Regions from separate parts of the Homo sapiens genome. Here region 2 is linked to region 1. Evidence: chromatin loops called from intact Hi-C (ENCODE). Cell type or tissue: PC-9. All regions are shown on one strand. Links, peaks and the distances in the headings refer to the core of each region. The heading gives the core; the rest is flanking DNA. Region 1 overlaps LOC124901118 (a long non-coding RNA gene). Region 2 has its middle 52 kb from the start of MFAP3.

Region 1 (8,337 bases), core at 189-8,188:
GGCTTTACTTTTTAGAGCAGTTTTAGATTCATTGCCAAATTAAGTAGAAGGTACAGAGATTTCCTGTATACTCCAGTCCCAACACATGCATAGCTTCCTGAATTATCAGCATCCCCCACCAGAGTATTATATGTATTACAATTGATGAACTTGCATTAACATTATCATTGTCACTCAAAATCCATAGTTTACATTAGGATACACTCTTGGTATTATACCTCCTATGGGTTTGGACAAATGTATAATGACATATCCACTATTATAGTATCATACGGAGTAGTTTTGTTACTGGTGGACGGTATCCAGGTTTTTGGTGTTTTGAACAAAGAATTGGACAAAACGCACAAAGCAAAGAAAGAATGAAGCAAGAAAACAGATTTGTTTAAAACAAAAGCACACTCCACAGGGTGGGAGGGGGCCCGAACAAGCAGCTCAAGGGCTTGGTTACAGAGTTTTCTGGGGTTTAAATACCCTTTAGAGGTTTCCCATTGGTTACTTGGTGTATACCCTATGTAAATGAAGAAGCTGAAGTGAAGTTACGAAGTTATTTACTTGGTGTACATCCTATGCAAATGAAGAGGATGTTTCCTGTCATAGCAGAAGTAGAGTTACAAAGTTATTTACTTGGTCTTAGAAAGTTGGGCTTTTTCAGTTTGATTTAGTTCTACGAAGTCCTTAGGTTCCCTGCCTCCAGGCCTTATTCTCCTGCCTCAGTTTTACTGCCCTAAAAATCCTCTGTGTCCATTTATTCATCCTTCCTACCCTAACCCAGCAACCACTGATCTTTTTACTGTCTGCATAGTTTTGCCTTTTCTAGAACGTCATATAGTTGGAATTACACAGTATGGAGTAGCCTTTTCAGATTGGCCTCTCTCACTTAGCAATATGCATTCAAGGTCCTTCCGTGTGTCCTTTTGTGGCTTGATAGCTCATTTCTTTTTAGTGCTGAATAATATTCCATTGCCTGGATGTAACACAGTTTGTCCGTTCACCTACTGAAGGACATATTGGTTCTTCCAAGTTTTGGTAATTATGAATAAAGGTGCTACAAACATCAATGTGCAGGTTTTTGTGTAGACATAAATTTTTGACTCCTTTGGGTAAATACTAAGGAATTCAATTACTGGATCATATGGTAAGGGTTTTTCTAGTTTTTCAAGAAACTGGAAAACTGGCTTCTAAAGTGACTATACCGTTTTTCATTCCCACCAGCAATGAATGACAGTTTCCATTGTTCCACATCCTTGCCAGCTCTTGGTGCTGTTAGTGTTATGGGTTTTGGCCGTTCTAACAGGTGTGTAGAGGTATCTCACTGTTTTAATTTGCATTTCCCTTGGCCACATGTTAGGACTTCATGAGGCTGTGTCACAGGCACGTCCCTAACCTTAGCAAAATAAACTTCCTAAATTGATTGAGACTTGTCTCAGATACTTTTTGGTTTATACAAGCAAGCACATTAAAAAGATACTCCACATCACCGGGTGCAGTGACTCACACCTGTAATTTCAGCACTTTGGGAGGCCAAGACGGGCGGATCACAAGGTCAGGAGTTCAAGACCAGCCTGACCAACATGGTGAAACCCCATCCCTACTGAAGATACAAAAATTAGCCAGGCGTGGTGGCATGCACCTGTAATCCCAGCTACTCAGGAGGCTAAGGCAGGAGCATCGCTTGAACCCAGGAGGCAGAGATTGCAGTGAGCCGAGATCATGGAACTGCACTCCAGCCTGGGTGACAGAGTGAGACTCCGTCTGAGAAAAAAAAAAAAATATTCCACATCATATTTCATCAGGGAAATGCTATCTGTGTGGGAGTAGAATGGGAGGCAGGTTTTCCCTAAGCAGTTCCCAGCTTGACTTTTCCCTTTGGCTTTGTGGTTTTGGGGTCCCAAAGTCTGTTTTCCTTTCACACTTGCCATGTGTGTTTTCATTCCCTGGCATATCCCCAATACCTAGCACAGTACCTACCCCAAAATAGGCGCTCAACAAACATCTGAGAAATAAATGAATCGATCAGTCAATTAATTAATAATCCTACACCCACCTCTTTAAAATCTGTATTCAGAAAACTCATTAACACTAGTCTCAATGACCCAAATTTCTATCTGCGCCAGGTTGGTCATTTAACAAGGCTCAAACTTATAATACAGAGGAAGAGAAAAAAATTCCTGGAGCTGAAATTTCCCCACCTGTACCTGGTCAGCCTCAATCAGCCTAGACTTTGCTTCTAGCTTCCTGTGTGATCTCAGACAGGTCACTCAAATTCTCTGAGCTTCAGGTTTATCATGTGTGGGTTTGTGAGTGTAATGGCAGCAGGAAGGAGAGATGTCTAGATAAACACAGAACATGGTTGTATTAAATAAAGCAGTTGAACCGGATGCTCTTTAAGGTCTTTTTTAATTTCAAAATTCTGTGACTAAATCCTGCAAGGTAGGATGGGAAAAGTGGGGGCAGACATGGAACACCACTTGGGATTCAATCCAGTTTCTGCATCTAGTGGCACTTCAACTCCTATTTTGAATGCAAAGAAAGGGTTTGCAGGATGCCTATGTAGGGGTGAAGGGAATTTCTCCCTCCCCTTCTGAAAGTTTGAGTCTTTAAGTCTCCAAAATAAACTGGTAATAGACAAACTAACAGGAGAAAAGACCTACACATTTATTAATGTGCCATTTGCATGGGAGCCACACAAAATATGAAACTCAAAGAAGGGCCAGATGGTTGAAGCTTAAATACCCTCATCATAAGAAAGAATAAAGTGGGGGATGTAGGCAATTTTAGAAGAAGAGTAAATGATTTTTAAGGGAGATGAATGAGCCTGGAGAACAGACAATAACCTGGGACAAAGTTCCTCAGAGGTGGTGACAAGTTATGAAAAGGCGGGGGGCAGAATTGCACTGTGAACAAAGGTTGTCTTATTATGCAGATAAAGTCTCTCAGGTAACAACCCTCAGAAGAGTAGTTGAAAGAACAGGTGAAAAGTCTGTCTGTGTGTGGTATCTGGGCTTGGAGACTTTTAGTTTCCTCTCCTGCAGAAGGAGCTCCTCCTCTCTGGTTAACATAGATTTCAGAGAAGGAGTCTAAGACATTAATTCCTCTACTTCTGAAGCTTATTTCTGAGGGCTGTCAGTCTCCTTAGTTCAAAGGAGTCAGCATGCAAAAGTGCCATATTTTGGGGTGTCCTTTTCTGAGCCCCAACACCTATTTGAAATGACCTCTAGATGGGAACTGCCTGTCTCCCTTTCTCTTTTTCTCCCAGACCCTACTTTGTCATTTCCACAATGAGATGCCAATTAAATCAATCCTGTCAACTATAAAGGAACACCACTGAATCAAGACAGTAGATATCAAAAGTACCTCAAGTAGGATACACTTTGAAAGAGCAAACAGAGAAGGCCACAAATCTCAAACAAAGAATAAATATACTATGTCATTGGGTGGACCCATCTCAAACAGAGCATTAGCCAGTAGGGTCAGATACAAATATCAGGTGTATAGGGAGCCATCCTCCTCCTGGCACTGCCATGAAAGTATCAGGGCTTGGTAAACGAGAGTGCTTTCTGTTTAATTACTTTTCATTTTTGTACAAAAGAAAAAAAAGGTATACAAAACACAGAGAGGTGGTGGGGCACAGGACCAAAGGGGGCTTCCTAGGAGTTTGAGACTCTTGGAAGAACGGCTGCAGTCTGTGGGCACCTCTGTAAAGTAAGAGGATTGGATACTCTATAACCCGGTAGTCTGAACCTTAGCTACACATTAGAATCACCTGTGGACCATTAAAAGCTCTGGATGCTTAACCTGCATCCCAGACCAATTAAGTCAGAATCTCTGGGAGTCAGACTCAGCCATCCCTACATGATTCCAATTTGTAGCCAAGTTTGAGAGAACCACTGCTCCAACATGGCTCTCAGGGCTCTAAAATCCTGCTAAGGTTTCTTTTTGTCCAAGCGGTAGGTCCTCTATTGTTCCACTAGGTGGCACCTTCCAGCAAACTTCAGTGGGTCCAGAGAAGTCGCTTCTAGGTCTAACTGCAAGGAATGAATTCATGAAGCAGGGCTTGGTGGTCTTTGCTGCCAACGAGGGGTCTGCACTCTTGACAAGAAGGCTGAACTTGTTTAACAACTTGCTGGTGAGTGCTGGAGCCACAGATGGTTGATTCATCCCTGTTTAAAAAGGTGAGGCTGGGCTGGACGCAGTGGCTTACGCCTGTAATCCCAGCTACTTGGGAGGCTGAGATAGGAGAATTGCTTGAATCTGGGAGGCGCAGGTTGTGGTGAACTGAGATCGCGCCACAACACTCCAACCTGGGCGACAGAGCGAGACTCTGTCACAATAAACAAACAAAATAAAAAGGTGAAGCTTGAAGAGAGATGTCTCTATCTCTTATGACTGGGTTCACCTCTTCACGGATGCACTCTGGTCTCTTCCCCCACCCCCACCCATCTCTCCAGCAGGATTGATAAACTCCTCTCAAAAGTTCTCAAGGAGCCCCATTATGTGCAGTAGTGTTCTTTTTATCTGGATAGTTAACAACACCCTGATTTTCTTTGAAGATTCACCCTTCTGCATCTCAGAACTTAGCCAATCAGAGCAGTAACCCCCTTCAGCTGCAGTGATTGGTCCAGGGACGGAATCTGAACAATCGAGGTTCAATTCCGTGGCTTTTGTATAGAGGCTATCAAGAAAGTAGTGGCTTCTTCCAGCGGATTGTTGCGAGCTGGATGTGAGCCCCACCGTGAGGCGTGTATTGGACCTCTTGACTCGGCTCCTCCGCACCTTCTCCCCACCCCAGGGAGGCGGTGTAGACTACATCAGTGGGCTTCCTTGCTCTATGTTTTCCTGTTGGGTTTAGCCCTTGAGGAGCCAGGGCAGGATTTCAGAGGGAGGGAGAAGAGCCAGGTCAGAGCATTTCTTTCCCCCGCCATTCCCTTGCTGCAACTTTGCCGCAGGCTGTCTGTGTCCTCCACAAAAGTCCATGGCTCCCATCGCGCAGGCTTCTTGAAACAGTCCTCCCTTTCTAGATTCCAATAACTGCCCCTTTCCTCACCCTTCAGGGCTAGGGCTGGACATCACACGCTGTTTCTGGCCCCATGGTACTGCCCCGTCCCTCATGGTTACACTATACCCTGCCCCATTTTCCTCCTATTAAACTCTCTTCCAATGTTCCAGTGTGAGAGTGCCATTCGTTTCCTGCAGACCCTAACTCAATCAAGGGAAAAGCTTCTTGAGAACCTGAAAACAGTCCCAACACAGGGGAAAGTGGAGCTGAGAGATCAACCAGTTACCCAAGCCAACCCCTGATGTCATCCATGCCTCCGGGTCAACTCCCCTCCCACATTCAAACAATTACCTAATAATGCTGGTTTTATTGCCTAATAAATTTTAAATGTATCCCTTCCCCTCTAGGCCTATTATATGAGACATATTTCAGGTGCCTGTAAGATGAATCCTTGAGCAGAAACCTGCTACTTATAATGACTCCGTTTTCTACTTTGTAGACAGCCTCCACCCTCATTTCTGGGCTGGTCCTTGACCTATGACTTTCCTGAACTGTCCTAAGGCAAGTTCAAAAGGATGAGCTGAGCCATTCAGATTCTATCTCAGAAATTGGAATCCAGTGACACAGAGGGAAGAAGGCAGCTGGTGGTGGCCTCTGAAGGTGGCAGTTCAGGTAGCACAAGGGTGGAGATTACTCTTGGGCCACACTGAAGGAGAAGATATGGGAAGGCAGAAACCAGGAGTAACAGAGGAAGTGCTTCAGTCAAAAGAAGCCAGTGCAGCCCAAGTATGGGAGGCAGGGATGCTGAGAGAGAAAACTGAAAGAGAATCACCTTGCCTCCTGGTTTTCCAGTTCCAGTTCTGGTTTCTGGGATGCCTGACTAGACTGAAGCCCCTGCCTTGGAGTTTACGCCTTCCCTGACGTTATGAGTGACTCTGTCACTTACGACCAAAGGAGCCCTGGCCTTGATACTTGATACTCTTGACTCAAAGTCCAAGTTGTAGCCATTACCATCTCTCGCTTGAATTGTTGTATCTCTCACTCCTAACTCCTCTGCCATTTCTGTCCTGCATTCCCTAACATTCATCCTCTCCACTGGAGTGACCATTCTGGGATGCCAACTTGCCATGTTGCTTCCCTCTGGAGGTTTATTGTCCTCACAGTAAAGTCCGAGTTGCTGGCCTTACACTTTATACAAAACTGCTAGTCGCTCATTACCTTAATAATGCTATTTCTCACCCCCATGCCTTTGCTCATGCTGTTTCCTCCTCCAGGAATACCCTTCACATCCTCTTGTACTGATGAATTCTTACTCAGCTTCAATGCCATCTCCTCTTCCATCACTTCTTCACTTTCCCATCCAGTTTGACTAAGAACTCCTTCCTCTTTTTTTCTCATACTACTGTGTATATTCCTATTTTAGCATTATATACTAATAAAGATGAGGGTGATGATGTTGGCTAACATTTATGGACCTCTTATTACATACCAAGTGCTAACTAGCACCTTACAGATGTCTTCTCTTTTAATCCTCATTGAAACCCCATGAAGTAGTTCTTTTATTATTCCTACTTCTCAAAAGAGAAAACTGAAGCAAAGATGTCAGGTGACTTGCCCAAAATCACACAGATAGAATGTGGTTGACTCAGGTCTATTGTTCCTTTCTTTTTTTAAAAAACTAACAGTTTAATTGAGATATAATTCACATGTCATACAATTAATTTACGCATTTAAAGTGTACAAGTCAATGTCTTAATATATTCACAGCTGCGTGCAACCATCAACATAATCAATTTTAGAACATTTTTATCACCACAGAAGAAACTCATACCCATTGATTACTCATTGTTTTAATGCTGCTCTTAGCAGCTGGTGTGGTGCCTAGCACATAGTATCTGTTCGACCAGCACTTGTTGAAGAATGGATAGCTACCATATCTTAGAAGACAGGGAAAGGTGCAAGAGAGAGGCTCTTGAGGCAACGCGTCTGTCATTTCAACATCAATTAAGAGATTTGCCTGATTCTTTTGTTTATTTATTTTATACTATTTTCCTTTCTTTCTTCTTTTTTTTGCTCAGTCACCAGGATGATGACAAGTGACAGTACAGTGGTGTGAACAAGGTTCACTGCAGCCTTGACCTCCTGGGCTCAAGTGATCCCCCTGTCTCAGCCTGTGTAGCTGGGGCTACAGGTGCACGCCACCATGCCTAGCAAATTTTTTGATTTTTTTGTAGAGACAGGGTCTCACTTTGTTGTCCAGGTCATCTCGAACTCCTGGGCTCAAGCAATCCACCTGCCTCAGACTCCTAAAGTGCTGAGATTACAGGTGTGAGCCATTACATCTGGCCCTATTTTTCCTTAGTAACAGCCCCCACTTACTGGTGGAGGTGTGTTGTAGATATAGGAGTCTGCTCTTACCATTTGCTCAGGGTTTTTTTACATCTCTGTGGCCCCAGGGAATTTCTCATCCTCACATTTGAGTTCTGGGATATTGCTGGTGATAATCTAGGTGCTGGGTATTTGATTTTGATTTTCAGTGGGAGAGAGTAAAGCCAGATTGCTTCTACTCCACCATTTTGGTGACATCACTCTCTACCACTGATTAAGTATTTTTTATGTGTGAAACCTTACAGTGTGTGATCTGTATATATTATTAGCTTATTAAGCAACAAAACCTGGAGATAGATATTATTGTATCCATAACACAAATGAGGAAACCAAATGTATTAGTTCATTTATGTTACCATAACAGAATACCGGAGACTGGGTATCTGTGAAGAAAATAGGTTTACTTTGGCTCAGGGTTCTGCAGGCTGTACAGGAAGTGTGGTGCTGGCATTCATTCCTAGTGAGGCCTCAGAAAGCTTTCAAACGTGGTAGAAGGGAAGGGGAGCTGGTGTGTCACTTGGCAAGAGAGGGAGCAAGAGAGAGAGGAAGGAGGAGCCAGGCTCTTTAAACAGCCAGCTCTCTTGTGAACTCCTAACCATGGGGAGGGCACCAATCCATTCATGAGAGATCTGCCCCCACTAGGCACACCTCCAGCATTGGAGGCCATATTTTTCTTTTTCTTTTTCTTTTCTTTTTCTTTTTTTTTTTGAGACAGAGTCTCGCTCTGTCACCAGGCTGGAGTGCAGTGGTGCGATCTCTGTTCACTGCAATCTCCTCATCCCGGGTTCAAGAGATTCTCCTGCCTCGGCCTCCTGAGTAGCTGGGACTACAGGCACCTGCCACCATGCCCGGCTAATTTTTTGTATTTTTAGTAGAGATGGGGTTTCACCATGTTGGCCAAGATGTTCTCAATCTCCTGACCTCGTGATCTGCCTGCCTCTGCCTCCCAAAGT
Region 2 (8,337 bases), core at 108-8,107, 89 kb after region 1:
ACTATTCATAGACTATTTTTTAGAGATTTTTACGTTTACAGAAAAACTGAGCAGAAATTATAGTTCCTATATACTCTCTTATCCCCACCTCAGTTTCCCCTAACATCTTGCCTTAGTGTGGTTTATTTATTATAAATAATGAATCTACACTGACACATCATAGTCACCCAGTCCATAGTTTACAGCAGGATTCACTCTTGGTGTTGCACGTTCTGTGGGTTTTGGCAAATGTGTAATGACATGTATCTACCTTATACTATTATACAGAAAAGTTTCACAGCCCTAAAAATGCCCTGTCTCCCACCTATTCATCCCCTCCTTCCTCTCCCCATACTTCTGGCAACCACTGATCTTTTCACTGTCTTCATAGATTTGCCTTTTCCAGTTGTCATATATTTAAAAGCATGCAGTAGTACATAGTCTTTTCAGATTGGCTTCTCTCACTTAGCAATATGCATTTAATGTTCCTCTATGTCTTTCTGTGGCTTGATAGCTCATTTCTTCTTCTTCTTCTTTTTTTTTTTTTTTTTGCTGAGTAATATTCTATTGTATGGATGTACCATAGTTTGTTTATCCTGGTATATATTTTTAATTTTTACAATCTATAGCTTCCTTGAAGGCACATTACTTAGGCTGAAGTTTCAGATATTTCCTAATCTGACCCTCGCCTTTCATCCCAATTTTATTCTGACCTCACTGTTCCCTGAACATGACCTTCATTTCTCTGAGCTTTTGCTTGGAGAACATTCCAGGAATGTTCAAGCATGGATAGCCATCACCCCACTGCCATACGGCAGGTGCGGAACCTAAGACCAGACTTAAACCCATTACTGAATTGCATTTCCCAGGGGATTGATTTAGGAATGAGAATGTTACCTAGTGGGAACCAATGAAACCTGCATTGAGAGTTCATAAATTTGAAGCTGAGAGGGTATGAGGAGCAGTGGCAGCTCTATTGTGGCCCAAGGGAGAATGTGTCTGAGAACAGGATCATTTGTGGGAGAAATGAAAAAGAGAAATTAGGTCATAAGGATATAATATACACCCACAATCAAACTGTATTCATGTGCACCTGTACATTCTTTTTCATTCAAGTGTATTTTGGTTGGGTTTCTGATATTTGCTACTACAAGGACTTGCCAATACAGGTGAAGAATGGTAGGTACTATAAGAACAGTATGGCTCAGTTTTCCCAACAGACCATCTGTAGATTCACTATTCATTCAACAGATATTTATTACATATCTATTATGCTCCACATGCTGCACTGAGTGTTGGCCACTGGAAAGGACTAACAAGAGCTTTTTGAAGCACAGAGATAGTGAATCCATGCATACGGGGGTCCCATCTGCACTAACAAACACATTTTTTTAGCAAACATTTATTGTAGGACACATGGGGTGGTGTGAGGGGTTTTTCTGGGTAGCAGTAGCTCAGTAGGCTTACTCCTGACCCAGCTACCTAGAGGCTTTCAGTAGTTTCTAGTTTCTTCCACTCCTGGAAGAATAATGCAGGGCAGGAGTCAACAAAGCCAGACCCCACCACCACTACCACCATCATTGGTGGGAAGGGGTTTCTTCCCCTGCTCAAGCCTAGTTCTGATTGAACTTATGGGTGCCTAAAAATTCATCACCTCTTTGTCTGGCTCCACAGAGAATTCAGCCTAGTGAGCAGGTGATGGGATATGGCAGCATAGAGCCGTTGAGTCAGGGCTCACTCAGGCTGTGATGGGGTTGATAGTGCTTGCTGCATCTGCCCATGGAAGGTATACTTGTAGCTCGTTTTTCTGAAGAGCACTTCCCTTTAATCAAATATGTGGTGCCGCAATTCTGAAACTTTAACATGCATATGGATTTTCTGGACATCTTGTTAAAATGCAGATTCTGATTCAGTAGCTCTGGGGTGAGGCTTGATATTCTGCATTTCTAACAAGCTCCCTGGTGACACTGAGAGTAGCAAGCATGTAAGAAACAGAACATGAATTTATCTTGGGAATATTGCCTGTTTTGTCATTGGGCTTGCTGCCTGATTTCCTTAAAATCTCTGATTGTTTCTTATGCTTTAGAGAAATACTTGCACCTGGCTGAGTTCAAGCATAAATTCCACCTTTAAGTAGGGACATTTTCAACTTGCAATATACTCAAATGAGGGCACCTGAAATCAATAGCGAGGCAAACTATTTAATAACCAATTTAGTTATTCAGTAAATATCTGCTGAGCTCCTACAGTTGCTGGACAGTTGCTCTATTTTGGGATAACAGCCATGAACTAGAAAGACATAGTATTGTCCTCTTGGGACTTCCAGTCTAGCAGTCACAGAGACCAAAACTAAGCAAGCAGACAATCAAATACAATAATTTCAAGTTGTGGTAAGTGCATGGATGGACACTAATAAACGGTTAAGTTTGAGACTAGTAATGGGGAAGGGAGTATTTTAAAATAAGTGGTTGTATTAGTTTCCTATTACTGCTGTACAAAATTGACACAAACTTAGTGGCTTAAAACAACATAAACATATTTTCTTACAGTTCTAGAGGTCAGAAGTTCAAAATCAACTTCACTGGGCTAAAGCCAAGGTGTCTCAGGGCTGCATTCCTCTTGGAGGCTCAAGATTCTCTGCATGACATTCCATTCTGCAGGCAGTTCTGAGCAACAGCTTCCCAGCAAGTAAAATTTCAATGTCTTCTTGAGTGTTTACAGAAAACAAACAACATCTCCACTTCCCCCCCATCCCTAAGCCTAATACTTATGAGTGCTTGCTACACGATGCCAGGAACTACACTAGGCATTAACTTGTTTTTCACAACAGCTCCATCGGGTGGGTAGAAAGAGACATATATTACAGCCGAGTAAGCTGAGGCTGAGAGATTAAATAACCTTCCTAAGAGTTCCCAACTTGCAAGTGCCTGACCCAGATTTAAACCAAAGGGGTCTGCATGTTTTTCTCTCTTTCTTATTACTATTCATAGACTTTATTTTTTAGAGAAGTTTTAGGATTACAGAAAAGGTCAGATTCTGGAGGGGAAAATTCACTTTTCCAGCTTCTAAAGGCCACCTGAATTTCTCAGTTCAGGGCCGCTTCCTCACATCATGCCAACCTCTATATCTGCTGTTAAATCTGTTTCTCTCACTCTGCCTTTCCCACCCTCCTCTTATAAGAACTTCTGCAATTACATCAGGCTCACCAGGACAATTCAGGATAATCTGCCCATCTCAAGATACTTAATCACATCTGCAAAGTTCCTTTTGCCATGTAAGGTAACACATTCACAGGGTCTGGGGATTAGGATGTGGGCATCTTCAAGAGGGGGAGTAGGCATTATTCTATTTATTACAGGAGTCAAGAAGGCCTCTCTGAGGAAGTGGTATTTAAGCAAAAGGCTTAGTACAAGTCAGACATGGGCAGACTAGAGGAAATAGCTTTCCCAAAGGAGGAAACAGTAAGAGCAAAGGCCCTGAAGAAGGACGGGGCTTTTTAAGTACAGGGACTGGAGAGAATGCTAGCATGGGGGAGCAGAGAGTCAGACAAGACGAGAGTGGAGCAGCAGGCAGAGGCCTGACCCTGTGGGCTGTAGTGAGGGCTTTGGATTTTATTCTAAGTGTGATTAGGAGCCATTGAAAAGCCTAAGCAGGTTATTGCAGTGATCTGATTTGTGTCTGAAGGGGTGACTACTACTTGGCTTGAGCTCATTCTTCCCATGTAGGAATGCCAGCCCAGTGTGGCCAGGTCTTCTGACTTTTCAGGGAAAGGTGCAAATCTGAATATTTCTAATGTTAAACCCTCCATTTAAAATTATTGAAGCCAGCCGGGTGCGGTGGCTCACGCCTGTAATCCCAGCACGTTGGGAGGCCGAGGCGGGTGGATCACGAGATCATGAGATCGAGACCATCCTGGCCAACATGGTGAAACCTCATCTCTACTAAAAATACAAAAATTAGCTGGGTGTGGTGGCACATGCCTGTAGTCCCAGCTATTTGGGAGGCTGAGGCAGAGAATCGCTTGAACCCAGGAGGAGGAGGTTGCAGTGAGCCAAGATTGTGCCACTGCATTCTAGCCTGGCAACAGAGCAAGACTCCATCTCAAAAATAAAATAAAATAAAATAATTAATAAAAATAAAACAATTAGCTGGGAGTGGTGGTGGGTGCCTATAATCCCAGCTACTCAGGAGGCTGAGGCACGAGATTCACTTGAATCCAGGAGGTGGAGGTTACGGTGAGCCAAGATCGTGTACTGCACTCCAGCCTGGGCAACAGAGGGAGACTCCGTCTCAAAAATAAAAAAAAAAATTATTGAAGCTATACTGGAAAATTTTAAGGTACACACGCAGGTCAGGTTTGGCCAGGAGCTACAGGGACACCTTCTCTGAAGAGGCTCTGCTACATACTTGCTGCATGACGTGGGGTGAATGACCAAACCTTCTGAGCCCCAGGTTCCTGGTTTGTACAATGGAGAATAATGGTGGTTATTGCAGAGGGTTGTTGTAAGGATTCAGAGTATATCAATGACAGAATACATATAAAATACTTAGCATAGTGCCTATAAGCATCCAATATGCGCATATCCATGTATATGTATTTTTTAATTTGAGGGGATTACATGAAAATTGGAAAATAGATGGCCTTTAAAATTGCTTCTGGCTCTGAGATTCTAAGATGATTAAAAATGTCCTTATTAATCAGACCATATATTTAATAGTGACCTTGAGTTGCCTTTCCTAGCCTGGATTTAATTTCCTTATCCAGTATGCATTGTACAGAATGCATCTTTGGTAAGATGACAATGGACTCTAAGACAACTATGTTTGATGGCAAAACCCACTGCAGTGAGGAACAAAATTCTCTGTTGTTGATTACACACAAAACCAAGGAGTAGAGCCCCAGTGATCATGTAGCTAGAGATCCAGCAACTTTTCAGTTTGCCCTTTTCCTCAAGGGCTTTGGAGTTGTGCTTCTGACAATTCATGTGGTTCTTTCCTCCTTTCTACCCAGTAGAGAGGAATCTGGGAAAGGGATGGACATGTGTAGCTCATTGCCTGAATGTGGGCAGGTGAGCTGGAAGCTTAAAGGCTTTTGCTCAAGAGGACATCGTCTGAGAATCATGCTAGGTATCTCTTATCTCCAGGACCCAATGCAGTAAAGTATGGAGCAGAATCAGAGCAAGACTGATCCCAGGCAGAGCTCCAGGCAGGAGTGGTTGTCAACAGGCACTGGAGGATGTGCTGGGTTTAAATCTTATCAACCAAGAGCAATTCTTGCAAATGACAGTGACAGATAAATTGCTTGACTTCTTGGAATACCACCCAAGGACACTTGGGCACAGAAACACACCCACATGCACACAGAATTTTGATTTCTTTATCAAGCTTCAGAAAAGTTGGAAAGATAAAGAGCCATCCTTGATACCAACACATCTCTTTCTCTAATTGAACATCCCCAGCAGGAGTCTGAGGTCACAGCACTAAGCCAGATGGCCCCAAATTTTCTGAATCTGACTTTTCAATATCTCTAATAGTGTGAGGAAACTGCACAGTACCATACAGACATCAGGCATGTATTCTAATGTTACTCTTGCCCTGGGATGGCATTCACTCAGTGAGCTTCAGTGTTCAAGACTGGCCACTAGGCTTCTTTGTTTGCAAATTGCGGATTGGCTCAAGTTAACTCAGGCCCAAAGGGGACCTGGTGGAAGACTGTGGGGCTGACAGAATCAAAGGAAAGGTGGGCACCTCAAGCAGGGCTAGCAGAGGGATCCAGGGCAAGAATGGACTCACTCCCTAGGGACTCCATCTGGTGAGTCTGTGCCATGGTTTTCAGTTCCTGGTGATTGTGCTCAGGATTTAAATCCCTGAGAGGTTCTCATGGCATGAATTAGCTCTTTCCTTGGCCAGAGAATGGCCAGCACTAACAGGCCCGCCAGACTGCATGGTATGGGAAAGGAAGTTTCTTCAGAGAAACATTGATGTACTATTAGCAATAGAACGGGAAGAAGGCAGGCAAGCAGAAACAACAGATGTCTGCTGCAAAGGCCTTGCCCAAAAGAGGTTCCGGCCGTCCCTGCTGTCCCAAGTCCCATGACTCCTAGCGCACACTATCCCCTCTTCTTTACTATTAGGTTGGTGCAAAAGTCCTTGTGGTTTTTGCCATTTCTTTTCAATGGCAAAAACTGCAGCACCAACCTAATATATTCCCCCTTCCTCCAGTTCACACCCTGCACACACCAGGATAGTTCACACCCTGCACACACCACGATAGTTCACACCCTGCACACACGATAGTTCACACCCTGCACACACCAGGATAGTTCATACCCTGCACACACCAGGATACCCTTGCTGCCTACCTCTGCAGGGTCCCCAGGCCCATGTCATATGAGGTGGACCCTTGTGGATCTCTGCCTATGATGCATCATGGTTTGGTTTAAATTGATTGACATGGCACAACGAATAAGGTTTATTGAGGAAATGGAAAACTTACAAAGCTGGTGCTTCTATACTTCACAGGGAGGAGCCATTTCTGGGCCTGCAGTAAGGATCTGATTGCCAGTAGGGACCAAGTGGGCCCTGTTCTTCTCCCATTTGTAGACCAAAAGTGAGAAAACAGTCTTTGAAGAGGGTGGAACACATAGGCTACTCGGTGCTATCAGTCCAGAATTATGGGGCCAACCATGTAAAGAAATAGTGTGGGGACACCAGCTGTCCTGCAATTCATCTTACGGTGCATAGAAAATTAGAGTCCTCCCTCCCAGGTGAAGGAAGCCAGCAGTCCTGTAGAAAGCTGAGTGTGGGGGCAGCCCTTCTGGTGTGGAGAAGGAGGGGGGATCCTGGTCCTAGCTAGCTTGTTTTCGGGCAACCCAGGACGGACAATTCTCCTAGCTGCGCCACACATACCCAACTTATAGTTCCTTCACTGATACACACTCCCAAGCTCTAATACCCACAAATTAGACATCTTCCATTTCTCTGAACACCTTATTAGGGTTCCCTTGAGAATTTTCCCTCTCTTTCCTATGTTGGTCTTTATTCATCTCCTCCGAGCCTCATACCCTAGATTTTAGAGGCCCATGTTCCTGTCTTCTCTACTGGACTATAGTCTTATCAAAGGTATTTTCCATATGCCTCTTACCTTTGTAATTTTGTCATTAATTAAGTGTTTGATCCAAATAGGCCCTCCACACAACATAGAGTTGATGAAAGAGTGAATGAATGGTTCAGCTGCAAGATGTAAATCTACTCAGAAATGAAATGAGGATGGATCATCCAAAGTAGCTCTCTAAGAAATGTGAGGAGGCGGTATGGATGACAACACTACCAGGGATAGATGAATGGCAGGAAACCTTGTATGGTTTTGGGGGTGGAGTGGTAGAGATGGTGTTGTTGAAAACATTGATTCCCTCAACGAATATTGTCGGTCATCTTCTACACATCAGACCCTGGGCAAATCCATGGAATATACCAGTGAATAAGGCATTTAGGATCCTTAACCTGAAAATGTAACAGGATATTCTTTAACTTCCTTTAAACCCTTAGAATGAGTTTTCTTTGCTTCACTAAGTCCTTAATACTCCAAGATAAACTGGGCTGTCTCAGATCCAGATTTACTAGTGCATGACATTGAATCAGAGGGAAACCTGGACCAAAAGGTGCCTGTATTTGTTAAAGATTAAAAAAAAAATAATAAAAATCTCGTTTCTTTCTGTCTTTTAATCTGCACACATTCACATGGTTGGTCACATGGAAGTTGAGTCAAGATTTGCTCTGCACAAGCCAGTTATTATGCCAGAGTCACAGCAGGGGGTGGCATTGTTTTGACAGACTCACAGGCTCCAAAATGTAAATGGCTTAAATGTAACATGCCAGCTCTGTGAGCTGTCACTCAGAAAGTGCTCAAACCTTTCATCTGTCCAGAGTGAAGTCTGATCAACGGTTGGGTAGGGGGTCTGGCTTCAGGTCCATGCCTCTCTTACTCTCCAGCTCTGGGTTTGGGAGAGAGATGGGAGACAGAAGGCACTGGATTATTTTGAAAACCTTAGCTTCATCACTAAGAATAAAGCTTAGAGATTGTAAAGCATAGGGCCCCCTTTTCTATAGCTAGTATGGGTGAGGAGCCTTATTAGTGCCTTCTCTAATCACTTTGTTGGTTCAGTTCCCTATCCATCCTCACTTTAGTCACCCATTTGGATTAAGGAGCCCCACAGGAGGGAAGCTCCTTTTCCTATTGGTCACTGACATATGGAGGGAAAAAGTGGGGGTTACACACACCATATGTCAGTTAGTTTAGGAATGTTGGTTTCTGTTTCACAAATGCATGTTTAAGTCACAGGTGTTTGAATGAGGATC

What was found. Hi-C counts contacts between places; a loop is a spot of excess contacts. Peaks named below come from ENCODE experiments on the same cell type or tissue, not always from the same donor. Only the 100,000 strongest peaks of a DNase experiment are listed, where the experiment ranks them.
Region 2: it touches region 1 in a loop (3-fold over the local background); 5 of 110 quality-filtered maps call a loop at or near these places.

The regions. Positions count from the first base shown.
Region 1 is chr5:154,175,928-154,184,264 of GRCh38, reverse strand. All of the region lies in intron 1 of LOC124901118 (a long non-coding RNA gene), which reads left to right. Among named protein-coding and RNA genes, the nearest start is that of GALNT10, 11 kb to the left of the region's middle. In PC-9, for the core only: CTCF peaks have their summits at 3,772 and 3,976 (motif pointing right); DNase peaks (open chromatin) are centred at 3,994 and 5,484.
Region 2 is chr5:154,086,903-154,095,239 of GRCh38, reverse strand. No RefSeq gene overlaps it. Among named protein-coding and RNA genes, the nearest start is that of MFAP3, 52 kb to the right of the region's middle. In PC-9, for the core only: no CTCF peak of the experiment used is centred there; DNase peaks (open chromatin) are centred at 2,639, 4,389 and 7,809; H3K27ac peaks cover 2,127 bases.